2 separate regions of the Homo sapiens genome follow, and region 1 is linked to region 2. A link is an interaction called in ENCODE POLR2A ChIA-PET data of the cell type or tissue named here. Cell type or tissue: Caco-2. All regions are shown on one strand. Each heading gives the region's core, and the rest is flanking DNA. Links, peaks and the distances in the headings are about the cores only. Region 1 has its middle 10 kb from the start of PCK1. Region 2 overlaps RAE1 (ribonucleic acid export 1).

Region 1 (5,373 bases), core at 273-5,272, 200 kb after region 2:
CAGCAAATGTTGAACCAGGACAACAAACCTGCCCTTATTCCCAGTCGAGTCACTTAGGGGGCACTGACAGGTAGGCAGGCGGGGTGGCTAGGTGGGGCCGGGGCACACTTGGGAGTCAGGAGTTACAGGGCTCTTTCTCTTCTCTCCCTCTCCCTGGGGACCCACCCTAACCTGGACACCCCCGGGCTGCTCACTCGGCCCTCTGGATGCCAACAGCATGCACCTTCCAGAGTGCACGGTTTTGGCTGTAAGACCGCAGGTCATGGGCCCTGTTGAGCTCCCTTGACCTGCAGCCCTGCCAGAGGGCACCGAGCCAGGGGAGCAGCTTTTGCTTTGTCCTCACCTTTAGCAATTGCAGCGATGAATTCATCTATGGGAAAGAGCTGGCCACCTGCTTCCTCCCTCCTGCCCTTTTTCCTTCCCTGGGGGCAGTAAACACTGACAACCTTGAACACAGCAGAGCTCTGCCGCTGGCCAGTGGGGTCTTCTTCTGTCTCCTCTGTGCCACTGGGGTCATATTACCTCTGGTGGAGTTCGATAAGGATGAAATAAACTAGCCCAGCGCAGTGCCGAATCTGCAGTCAGGAGGGTCTGCGTGTGAGCCGAGGCCCTACATCTCCCTGGAAGTATGCCCTTAGGTGATTGCACGAAATGCTGAGCCTCAGGTTCCTCAACTGTAAAATGGGAGTGATGATTACTTTCTTCAGGGGGTTGTTGAAAAGCTCCAATGAGATGATGCCAGCCAGGGACTTGGCACACAGCTGGGCCTGGTGGGGGCGGTTGTTCTCATTTTTATTTCACTCCACCTCTCCGGGGTATGGGAGGTCGCTCCCCACCAAGCCGGCTGTCCCACTGATGACCGGCTGTGGCTCTGGAGTCGAAATCTGTCCTCTGTGCAGCCTCCACAACTCCTACTTTCACTGTGCATTTCAGGAAAAGGAGCTGAAGAGCGAAGTCAATCAGGAATATCAGAAGCATTTTTTTCTCTTCGTATGGCGAGCCCATCCCTGTAGGGAGCCACCTTCACCCTTCTCAAACATTTTAGCAGAAGACTCAGAGTTTGGGTCCAGGAATTCTATATTTAAGAAATGTGTCCTAAGGGAAAAATCATGAAAGTCTGCACAGATTTAGTTGCAAGGATGCTCATTATGGAGTTGTTTATCATGGCCAAAAATTAGGAACCAACCTAAATGCCCAACAATAGGAGATTACTTAAAAGAAATTGTAGTCCTTTTGAGAACAGACAACTAGGCAGCCATTTAAAATGACTCTGCAAAAGATAAGTTATTGACATGCAATATTTGCCACCGGCTTCACCTGTGAAGGTAGATAATGAAAGGGTATCGAGTATTTGTACATTTATGCTTAGAAAAAAAAACTTTAAAAATACCATACAATGGTAACAGTAGCAGCTGGGTCCTGGGTTGTTTGATTGGGAGAACTGAGTTGCCTCATTCATATTTTCACCACATCATTCAGGCTACAGAACTTTGCTGCAAAAAGGGGAGCTTGGCAGAGGCAGGGGGTGCCCCCAAATTGAGAAAACCCTGAATGAACTGACTTTACCCCAGTGATCTAAGGTAAAGTTTCTTCCACGGGATGAAATGGGGGCTTGAGACAGAGATGAATTTCAGATGGGTTCTCAAGCAGATAAACTTGTTTCTGCTTTCCTGAAGTTTTGTCTGGAGATTTTCTGCTCCTCCTCACACAGGAAGCTCAGCATAGCGTGGACCTTTGAGAGGGGTTCAAAACACAGGCACTTGTGAAGGCCCCGCTCCCGGGACCACTGGGCAGATTCCAGGAAGAGTGGCCGGCACCGGATCGATGCGGGACTGATTGTTACAGAACTGTTTCCACGCACCATATTCTCTCTACAATCTGGGCCCTCTCTTAGCTCCACGATAGAGCTCAGAGGTTTCTCTGATGCTGCAGAGCCGGGATTTAGGGATGCCACAGAGGAGCGGCGGACGTCATTTGGTCCACAGTAGCACCGTAGTGGGACCAGGAACACATATGCCTTGTTGACACCTGCTTGCGTCTTTGCACTGGACACTTATTCCTGGGGGTGCTGGGCCTACACAGCCTGGGCCGCCTCAGAGCTGTTTCGTCTGTGAGCCCCTTGGTAAAGGGATATGTAAATGTGAATGTTCACCAGTCTGAATGGCAAAACTCCTCTCCAGGCGAGGCAATTTGCAGCAAAATATGCTGTAAATATTTGTTCAGCCTGGGAAAATTACTCTAATTGCATAATTAAACTCGTTGTTGATGCTACTTCCGGACAGAATGCCTGCAGAGGAGGGCCCAGCCTGCAGCTGCCCTTCAGAGCTTTTTCAATAGAGAGACTGTTTGCAGAGACTTTTCTCTGGCCCCTGTCTCTTCACAGGGAGAACGAAGAAAGGAACTTGGGGAGAGGTTGTCTGTGGGAGAGAGGAGGGTGTGGAAAGGTCCCAGAATCAGAGGACCACTGGTGTGGGGCCTCGCGGATCCTCCCTGAGGATTAGGGCTATCTTCCAAATGCCCAACACACATTCCACGCTCCACGGACAGCTGGTAACTTGAGCCAACGATTCATTCACTGAAGTGGAAAAATATTAGTAGATTGAAAGAGATTTGCTTAAAAAGACATCAGATCCCAACTGAATCCAAAACCAGTGTTCCTTGCTAAGGTAACCACAGAAACACAATGCGAAGTGAAAGAAACTGGCCACACAAGACCCCTGTATTGCATGAGTCCGTTGATATGAAGCGTCTGGAATAGGGAAGCCTGTAGAGACAGAAAGTAGTTTAGGAGTTGCCGGGGGTCAGGGGAGGAAGCAGTGGGGAGGGACTGCTGACCCCTGACCCCCGACAGCTGCAGGGTGTTTTGTGGGGGGTAATGAAAATATTCCAAAGTTAGATTGTAGTAGAGTTTCCAGAATCCTGTGAGTATATGAAAAAGCATTAAATTATGCATTTGAAATGGCTAGGGTTTTTTTTGTTTGTTTGTTTGTTTGTTTGTTTTGTTGTTGGGACGGATTCTCACTCTGTCTCCCAGGCTGGAGTGCAGTGGTGCGATCTCGGCTCACTGCAAGCTCCGCCTCCCGGGTTCACGCCATTCTCCTGCCTCAGCCTCCCGAGTAGCTGGGACTACAGGCGCCCGCCACCACACCCGGCTAATTTTTTGTATTTTTAGTAGAGACGGGGTTTCACCATGTTAGCCAGGATGGTCTCAATCTCCTGACCTCGTGATCTGCCCGTCTCAGCCTCCCAAAGTGCTGGGATTACAGGCGTAAGCCACCGTGCCCGGCCAGAAATGGGTGGGTTTTATGATATGTAAGTTACAGCTCCATAAAGTTGTAAGTAGAAGAATAATATAACCAAGACAAAATATACCAAAGATTCTGAGTTAGAGGCCTGCATTCACCATGTTGAAAAGAGAGCTGAGGAAGGAAGAGGTGTGTGCACCCCACTGAGACTCTGTCCTTTGAATCTGGAGGAGTAAAAAAAAAATGGAAAAAGGATGGACTTTCTCCTTATGGATTCAACGTCATTTAATGCCAGGCCAATGATCCTCCTAAAACTACCACAAGTACCATAAAATTATGTCATGTCACCAGCAACTGGATGTGAAACTGAGGCCACAGGGGGCAAAGACCTGCAAAAGTTACTTGGCTAGCAGGTGGGAGAGTGGGAGCCACCAGGAGCCTCAACTTCTAGGCTGACCCCACTGGCATTGAGTCAGGAGACCAAGAACCCCACCCCAGCCTCTCAGCCCATCAGGAAACCCACACAAACTGCTTAGACAGCTGCAGGGAGGGTTTGGCTCGTGTCACTGCATAGGGGAGGGTCTAGACACAGGGCAGGGGCCCTGGACCCAGAGGCTCCAATATGGCAGGAGGGGTCCTATTTCCTTCTCCCCTCTCCCTAGCAGCAGAAATCTCTGGAATGGAAGTATTCACTACAACGCTAAGCTTCTGGTGTGGCCTGAAGACAGTCCCTTCATCTCTGAGCCTGTTTCCCCAGCTGTACAATGAGCACTCTGCCTTGGTCCCTGGAAGCCTTCCCTGCCATGAGGTTGGAGTCACATGGTTCTTCGGTGGGACCCTTAGAATTAGGATTTAGTGAGCCCAGGTCCAGGCGTGGGGAGAGTGACAAGGCAGAGAGCGCGGCTGACTTCATGAGACACGATGAGAATGATTCCTCCCCAAGTAGTTCACTGTAGCTCAGCAGTGTGCCTGAAATCCCACTACCGGGATCCCCTATTGCCCCACTTGATGACACCATCTATCCCCACCTGCTTCTGAGTTGATCTGGGAAAGGACAGTGGGGAACACAAGGCTCAGACTCATAGGTATAACCCCAGGTCCCCTCCATTCTGGCCCAAAGCCTGGTTCATCCATAGGCCTCAAAAGTCAGCTAGAAATCCCCAACCTGCTGCTGGTTGTTTGTCTTTAGGGGCATGTGTGAGGGGTTTAGCTCAGACCTCAAGATATCGATCTATCTTTAAGAGAAGCTCCTGGCTTCTCCCAGGGAGATGAGAGGGTACCTGTTCTATGGCCCAGAGGGCAGCATGAGGACCCTCATCCCAGGGAAGCCAGCATCTGGAAGACCTTGTCTGCCATGCCAGTTGCCAACCTCTGGAGGGTTCAAGGCTATTTTTCAGGGACGGGTGAAGATAGCTCCTTGCACCCAGTGGAAGCTGGAAGAGCTCGTGAAATTCTCTGCCAAGGCCAAGGCTCTCAAATCTAGGTGAGCGGACACATGAGCCTGGGCCGCCCAAGACTGGCCCTGGGAGACCAGTCTAGCCCAGTTGGAGCCTCCTGGGCTGAGCCTAGCCCTTGGGGTTGGCATTAGTCCCCTGCCCCATAGTTCCCCTGGTTAATAGAACTCAGGTCTGGCCTCCATGGGTGCGGAGGCTGTGGCTGTCTGTTTGAAGCCTCAACGAGGGTTCATCACCATTAAGGACGGAGACCGGGGAGCCGGGGGGCCGGTGACTCACTCAGCAGCTGCTCCCCTGTTATGTAAAGTGGAGCTCAGAGCCATTAGCCGATAGGAGATGAAATTTACATTTTGAATTAACTCGGATCATCAGACTGCTTCTTCTCGACCCAGGGAAATTGAACATCAAGTTGGAGGGAACTGTGGGCAGGAGGGGTGGGGGCTCAGCCAAGCATGCCGGATTGCCTTTTTCTTTTTTATTTTTTTCAACAGGCTGCAGGCAAAGGGGACAGGAGGACGCTGCTGCGAAGTCAGTCTTAAAGAGAGAGGGAGAGAGAAAGTGGAGTTACTCATTTTCTGTTTTCCTCGGGCAGAAGCACAATAAATCAGCATGGCAGAATTAAATTCTGATCTGTCCAATTTCCTCCATCTCACCCTCTCCTAATAGTGATTATT
Region 2 (5,359 bases), core at 1-5,000:
GAACGCGGCCTTGCAGGGTGGCAGAGGGAGAGCGAGCAGCGGGGGCGGGGGAGGAGCACAGGGTGTGCAGTTGGGTCATAAACTCACTGCTTAGATGGAGTTACTAAGGAGTTAGAAAGCAATGCTTACTGCTGTATCATATTTGAGTGATTTTTTCTGGTTCTTCTAAAACCTAAACATGGGGTAAAAATGACTTACCTTCACGTTAGTCATGAAATCTTATATTATGCTGTGATTATGTCTCTTTTTTATTTTAACTGTAGCATCGGTGTGTGGCTATTTTTAAAGACAAACAGAACAAGCCTACTGGTTTTGCCCTGGGAAGTATCGAGGGGAGAGTTGCTATTCACTATATCAACCCCCCGAACCCGTAAGTGTGACTCTGTCAGCTTGCAGATTTCACTGGACTTTTTTTAACAAAGGAAGACTTACATGAACCTTTGTCTTTCAGCGCCAAAGATAACTTCACCTTTAAATGTCATCGATCTAATGGAACCAACACTTCAGCTCCTCAGGACATTTATGCGGTACGTTTTTAGACACTTTAACCGTGGTAATACATCTGGAAACCAGACTTGGAGGTGGCTGAGGAATTGTGGGATCAGAAAAGACTCATCACTGAAGAGCTTGTGTGTTCATGTCCGGAGATAAGTGGCTTATGCTGTAGGCTTCAGGTTTCTGTGGATTTTTGTTGTTGTTTTTGAGACGGAGTCGCTCTGTCGCCCAGGCTGGAGTGCAGTGGCGTGATATCACCTCACTGCAACCTCCGCCTCCTGGGTTCAAGCGATTCTCCTGCCTCAGCCTCCCAAGTAGTTGGGACTACAGGCGCCCAGCTAATTTTTGTATTTTTAGTAGAGACGGCGTTTCACCATATTGGCCAGGCTGGTCTCGAACTCCTGACCTTGTGATTTGCCCGCCTCGGCCTCCCAAAGTGCTGGGATTACAGGCGTGAGCCACCGCACTTGGCCTTGTTTTCTGTGTTAACGTGCCGCCTAACTAGCAGTGTTGTGTATTTGTTTCTGAACATAAGCTTAGGATGTTTTGCCGAGAGTCTTCTCCCTCCCTCAGGAGCGCTGGTAGACAGTTCACACCCACAGCTCAGACTGAGAAATCTGTTTGCTCAAAAGAAACATTTTCCTGAGGTCTGCTCCTTGTTTCTTGCTGTCCACATGCTCACTTTCTCTGGTGTGCAGCCCTCACAGGAGGCAAGATTGGGTTCTGGGCTGGCATTTGATGGAGGAAGCCTGGATAGTTTCTCTTGCTATCAGCGGGCAGCAGCTGGAAGGAAATGTACCTGTGCGCTTTGTTTCCTAACTCAAGCAGGAAGTGTGCGTGGGTGGAACCTTCTCTGCGCCCCTCTGCCTGGCTTCTCATTGTGCATGTCAATCCTTGCAGGTAAATGGAATCGCGTTCCATCCTGTTCATGGCACCCTTGCAACTGTGGGATCTGATGGTAGATTCAGCTTCTGGGACAAAGATGCCAGAACAAAACTAAAAACTTCGGAACAGTTAGATCAGCCCATCTCAGCTTGCTGTTTCAATCACAATGGAAACATATTTGCATACGCTTCCAGCTACGACTGGTCAAAGGTGAGAACTCCCGGGCCTGCTCTGGGTGCTCCAAGGCAGCAGAGCCAGGCTCTGGGTTCAGAAGGCCTAGGCCTGAGTTGTGACTCTTCTCAGGACTCACGTGTGTCCTTGGGCAGGTCACCGTCCCCTCCCTGTAAGGGGAAATTGCAGGACTTCCTCAAATGGTTGTGGGGATTCAGTACAGCCTTTGGCCAGAACCCAGCACACAGGAAGTGCTCGGCCAGTGTGAGCCATTACGGGCTGCTCTGTTCCTGGGCACAGAAGCACAGGCAAGCCGGGGGCTGCACTTTATGAAGGGGGTGGCAGGGCGGGTCATGGAGCTTTCGCCTGGGTGCTGTTGGTTGCTTGGTTGGCTGGTGGTTTGGGCAGGGGGAGTTAGGAGCTGGCAGGAGTGGGGCTGCATTTTTGAGGCCTTTGGGCATGATGGTGAAATGTGTAGACTCGGGTACTCTGCCCAACCCCATGGGAAGTGTGTTGGCTTTCAACCAGCCTGCGTGTTTCTCCACTGCTCAGCTCTTCTGGAGAGGTTGTCATCATTGTATTTGTGGTTTTCATCATTCTCCTCCCACCCCACTCTGCCCTTTGCCCACAACAGCCTTCTAGACTTTTCCCTACCCTGCCCTGGCTTCCGATGGGGAGGTCACCTGCTTCACATAGGAGGGGCTTCCAGTGGCCTGCAGTGTCTTTCCCGCTCACCTCATGTCTGCCTGCGCTGACCCCGTCTCCTTCCACCCTCATGGCTCTTTTCTGGGCCTTCTCCCACTGTCTTCTGTCCCCGTCCACCAGCTCCTCCCCTCTGTCTAAGCATGGAAGGCTCGAGGAACCATTTCCATGTATATTAAGGCTATCGAGAGAGTGGTGTCAGCACCTACCCTCTTGGTTCCCTGTGCTCTGGCCCCTCCTCAGTCCACTGCCAGGTACTTTCTGGCCTCTTGCAGCTGTACTCAGAGTCCCTGTGGCCACGTCCTCCTCATCCAGTCCAGAAGCTTCCTTTCTGTCTGTGCCGGTCACTCACCCGTCCCTTCCTGTTCCATACAGCTCTCCTCCCTGCTTCTTGGCCATGTCCTGGTTTATTCTGCTTTGGGCTGTGGTTCCTGTCCTCCTGCCAGCTCCTGTCTCCTGCCCCTCTTGCCTTGCTGGCCCCCCGCTATCTCAGCCTGGGGGGCCACCACAGGGCTCTAAACAGCGCTTTGCATTCCCAAGACACCTGCTGCCACACAAGCCAGTGACTGGAGACGTCCCTTGGTTCGGGCCCTGCCCGCTCCACCTTTAGTATTTCCCAGTCTCAGGAGCGTGGCTGCACCTGAGTCTCCCTGAGGCCCCGAACTTAGACACAGAAGTCCAGCTGATTGCCTTCCATCCCTCTGACCCCTCCAGGCCTGCTGCTGCTTCTGTGTTTCCCTGTTTGAGGGTTTGCTGTGTGAGCCATGAAGCTGTGTTCTTTTTTTAAAGCAACTTTATTGAGGTACAATTGAAATACAGTCATTGTTTAAAGTGTACAATTTGATCAGTTTCAACATCTGTAAATACCCATGAAACTATCACCATAGTCATCTCCCCGAAAGGTTTTTGTGTATATTACTGTAATCTTCCCTTACGCACACACAAAACCATGGATCTGTTTTCTGGCATTATGGACTAGTCTGAATTTTCTAGAATTTTATATAAGTGGAGCCCTACGCTACATTTTCCCCTCGCCCCAGCTTCTTTCCCTCAGCATAAGGATTTTGAAATTCACCCATGCTGTTGAGTGAATCACTTGTCCGTTACTTTTCAGTGCTGGGTAGTATTCCCGGGTGGGGTGTGCCATTTGTTTATCCATTCACCTGTGTAAGCCATGCACTCAGTTTTGTGACAAGAGTGTACTTTTTTGGTTCTGCCTGGCTGGGGGTGGACAGGCTGTGGCGTGCGTGGAGCCCGAGGCCTCAGCTCCCACATCGGGCTCTTCATTGAATCTCCTCTTTGCATACTCATCCCAGCAGCTGCATCAAAATTCTGCATTTTAACTTAAATGACGCGGGACTCTATACGTTATACGCGTTAAAAAATGTAGTAAATTGAAAGCAGTGAGAAAGGTAATTGCTTTGAGTGCTGTTTAAAAATTGAAGTAAAATCTCATTCATTTAAGCAGTTAATGTCAGCTTATTGTGGGGGTTACATAAATTAGCATCTTTTTAGTTTAAAAGAGAAATTTGCTTCAGGGGTTTTTCATTGTTCTTAGTTCAAGGACAGTTATCTCCAGTGCAAAGTCATGATCACATATGATTGATGTTATTAGCTTGCTGCTTGAGTTACTGTTCAGAAAAACTACACTTTGTATATTATGAGAATTAGTGGTCACTGTTGAGCAAAACTTCTAGAGCTTTCTTGGCATGCCTGTTGGGAAGAGAATAAAAATGTGTCATCAGAGTACAGGTGACAGAGTGCACCCAGCGCCATGCCCCACCTCCCTCTTCCAGTCCTTTGGCCCACCTGCGGCTCCTGCCTGCTGTCTTTCTTCCGGATCATCTGCCTGGCCCACCCCACTCACCTCTCTTCTTAAAACTTAAATGTGATCACATCACTGACCTGCCTACAGCCTCCTTTTCCCTGGGGAATAACGTTCAAAGGCCTCCCTCTGCCATTCACAGCCCTGTAGTCTGGCCTCATCCTGATTTCGGGGGTCTTTCGATGCTGTATAGCCCTGCATCCCCTCCGGTGTGGGCCCGGGCAGACGTGCACACCTCCGCACACGCCTCTGGCTCACTCACCACCGTTCATGCCTCTGCTGTGCTCCGTGTCTGTTGCTCCTTCCATGTGGGGCGGGGTGTCCTCCTTCATCCCCATGATACCCCGCAGGTCAGATGTCCTCCTTTCTGTGAAGCATTCTCAGGTCAGAACTAATTCTGACCAAGGGACCCAAGGCAGTTATCCTGGCGTTAAAGTCCTGGGGTGTTAAAAGGGGGCTCAGTGTTGAAAAGGAACTCACAGGTTCCTACTCACAGACTCTCTCAGTAGGACATTGATGACACACTGGTACCAACCACATCCTTAGGCCTTTCTCTGAGGACTGAAGTTCTGCTTCGCATTTGACTTTATCTTTGTTGTTTTATTTCTCTGAGAGATTATATGTTTCCAGTATTGTAGCACAGGACTTCACCTAGAAAAAGCACCTACAAATGCTAACTTTCTTTTGAATAATAAGATCATTGGTGTTTTTTGCTCTCTTTAGGGACATGAATTTTATAATCCCCAGAAAAAAAATTACATTTTCCTGCGTAATGCAGCCGAAGAGCTAAAGCCCAGGAATAAGAAGTAGTGGCTGGAGACTCTGGCTCAGCCAGAGTTGTTTCTCTCCACTCTGCCTCATCTCTGTACGAATTTGGGTCCCAGCCTTGTTGGGTTGTCAGCCATGGACATGGATTTCAACCCCTGGAGAAAACGATGTCATTGTTCAGCAGCTGAGAGCCCAGGCGTCCGCGGCGACTTGCCGTCTCTCCATTCCACTGCCTGTTGCAGAGTTTTTCTGTAACTAAGGGGGTTGAGGTTATTGTAGACGTTAGATTGCGGGCACCGCCAGGGATTTTGCAGCGCTTCAGTGTACGTGTTAGAGAATATTGGAAAAGCGTCTGTGAGCCCCGTGCTGTATTTTGTAATAAAGTCTTTTGCAGATTGCTTCCCGAGCTTCCTTTGTCCTTTTCTCCCCTTGCCCACCCCGTAACCTCAGGAACATGCGTCCTGCCCAGCATCAGCGTGGGGTTTTGAGTTGAGATTTCAGACACCCTCTGGG

The links. Peaks named below come from ENCODE experiments on the same cell type or tissue, not always from the same donor. Only the 100,000 strongest peaks of a DNase experiment are listed, where the experiment ranks them.
Region 1: POLR2A ChIA-PET joins it to region 2 with 6 read pairs; 2 of 35 experiments call an interaction of 5 or more read pairs at or near these places.

Annotation. Positions count from the first base shown.
Region 1 is chr20:57,568,398-57,573,770 of GRCh38, forward strand. No RefSeq gene overlaps it. Among named protein-coding and RNA genes, the nearest start is that of PCK1, 10 kb to the left of the region's middle. RefSeq lists an enhancer at 290-790. In Caco-2, for the core only: no CTCF peak of the experiment used is centred there; no DNase peak of the experiment used is centred there.
Region 2 is chr20:57,373,212-57,378,570 of GRCh38, forward strand. RAE1 (ribonucleic acid export 1) reads left to right here. Exons shown (of 12, transcript NM_003610.4): 9 at 264-370; 10 at 452-527; 11 at 1,396-1,590; 12 at 4,802-5,359. The coding sequence ends at 4,888. It overlaps LOC124904938 (a long non-coding RNA gene), which reads right to left. Exons shown (of 2, transcript XR_007067671.1): 1 at 4,341-5,359; 2 at 3,029-3,966. Among named protein-coding and RNA genes, the nearest start is that of RBM38, 16 kb to the right of the region's middle. RefSeq lists an enhancer at 1,269-2,266. In Caco-2, for the core only: no CTCF peak of the experiment used is centred there; DNase peaks (open chromatin) are centred at 1,794 and 2,526.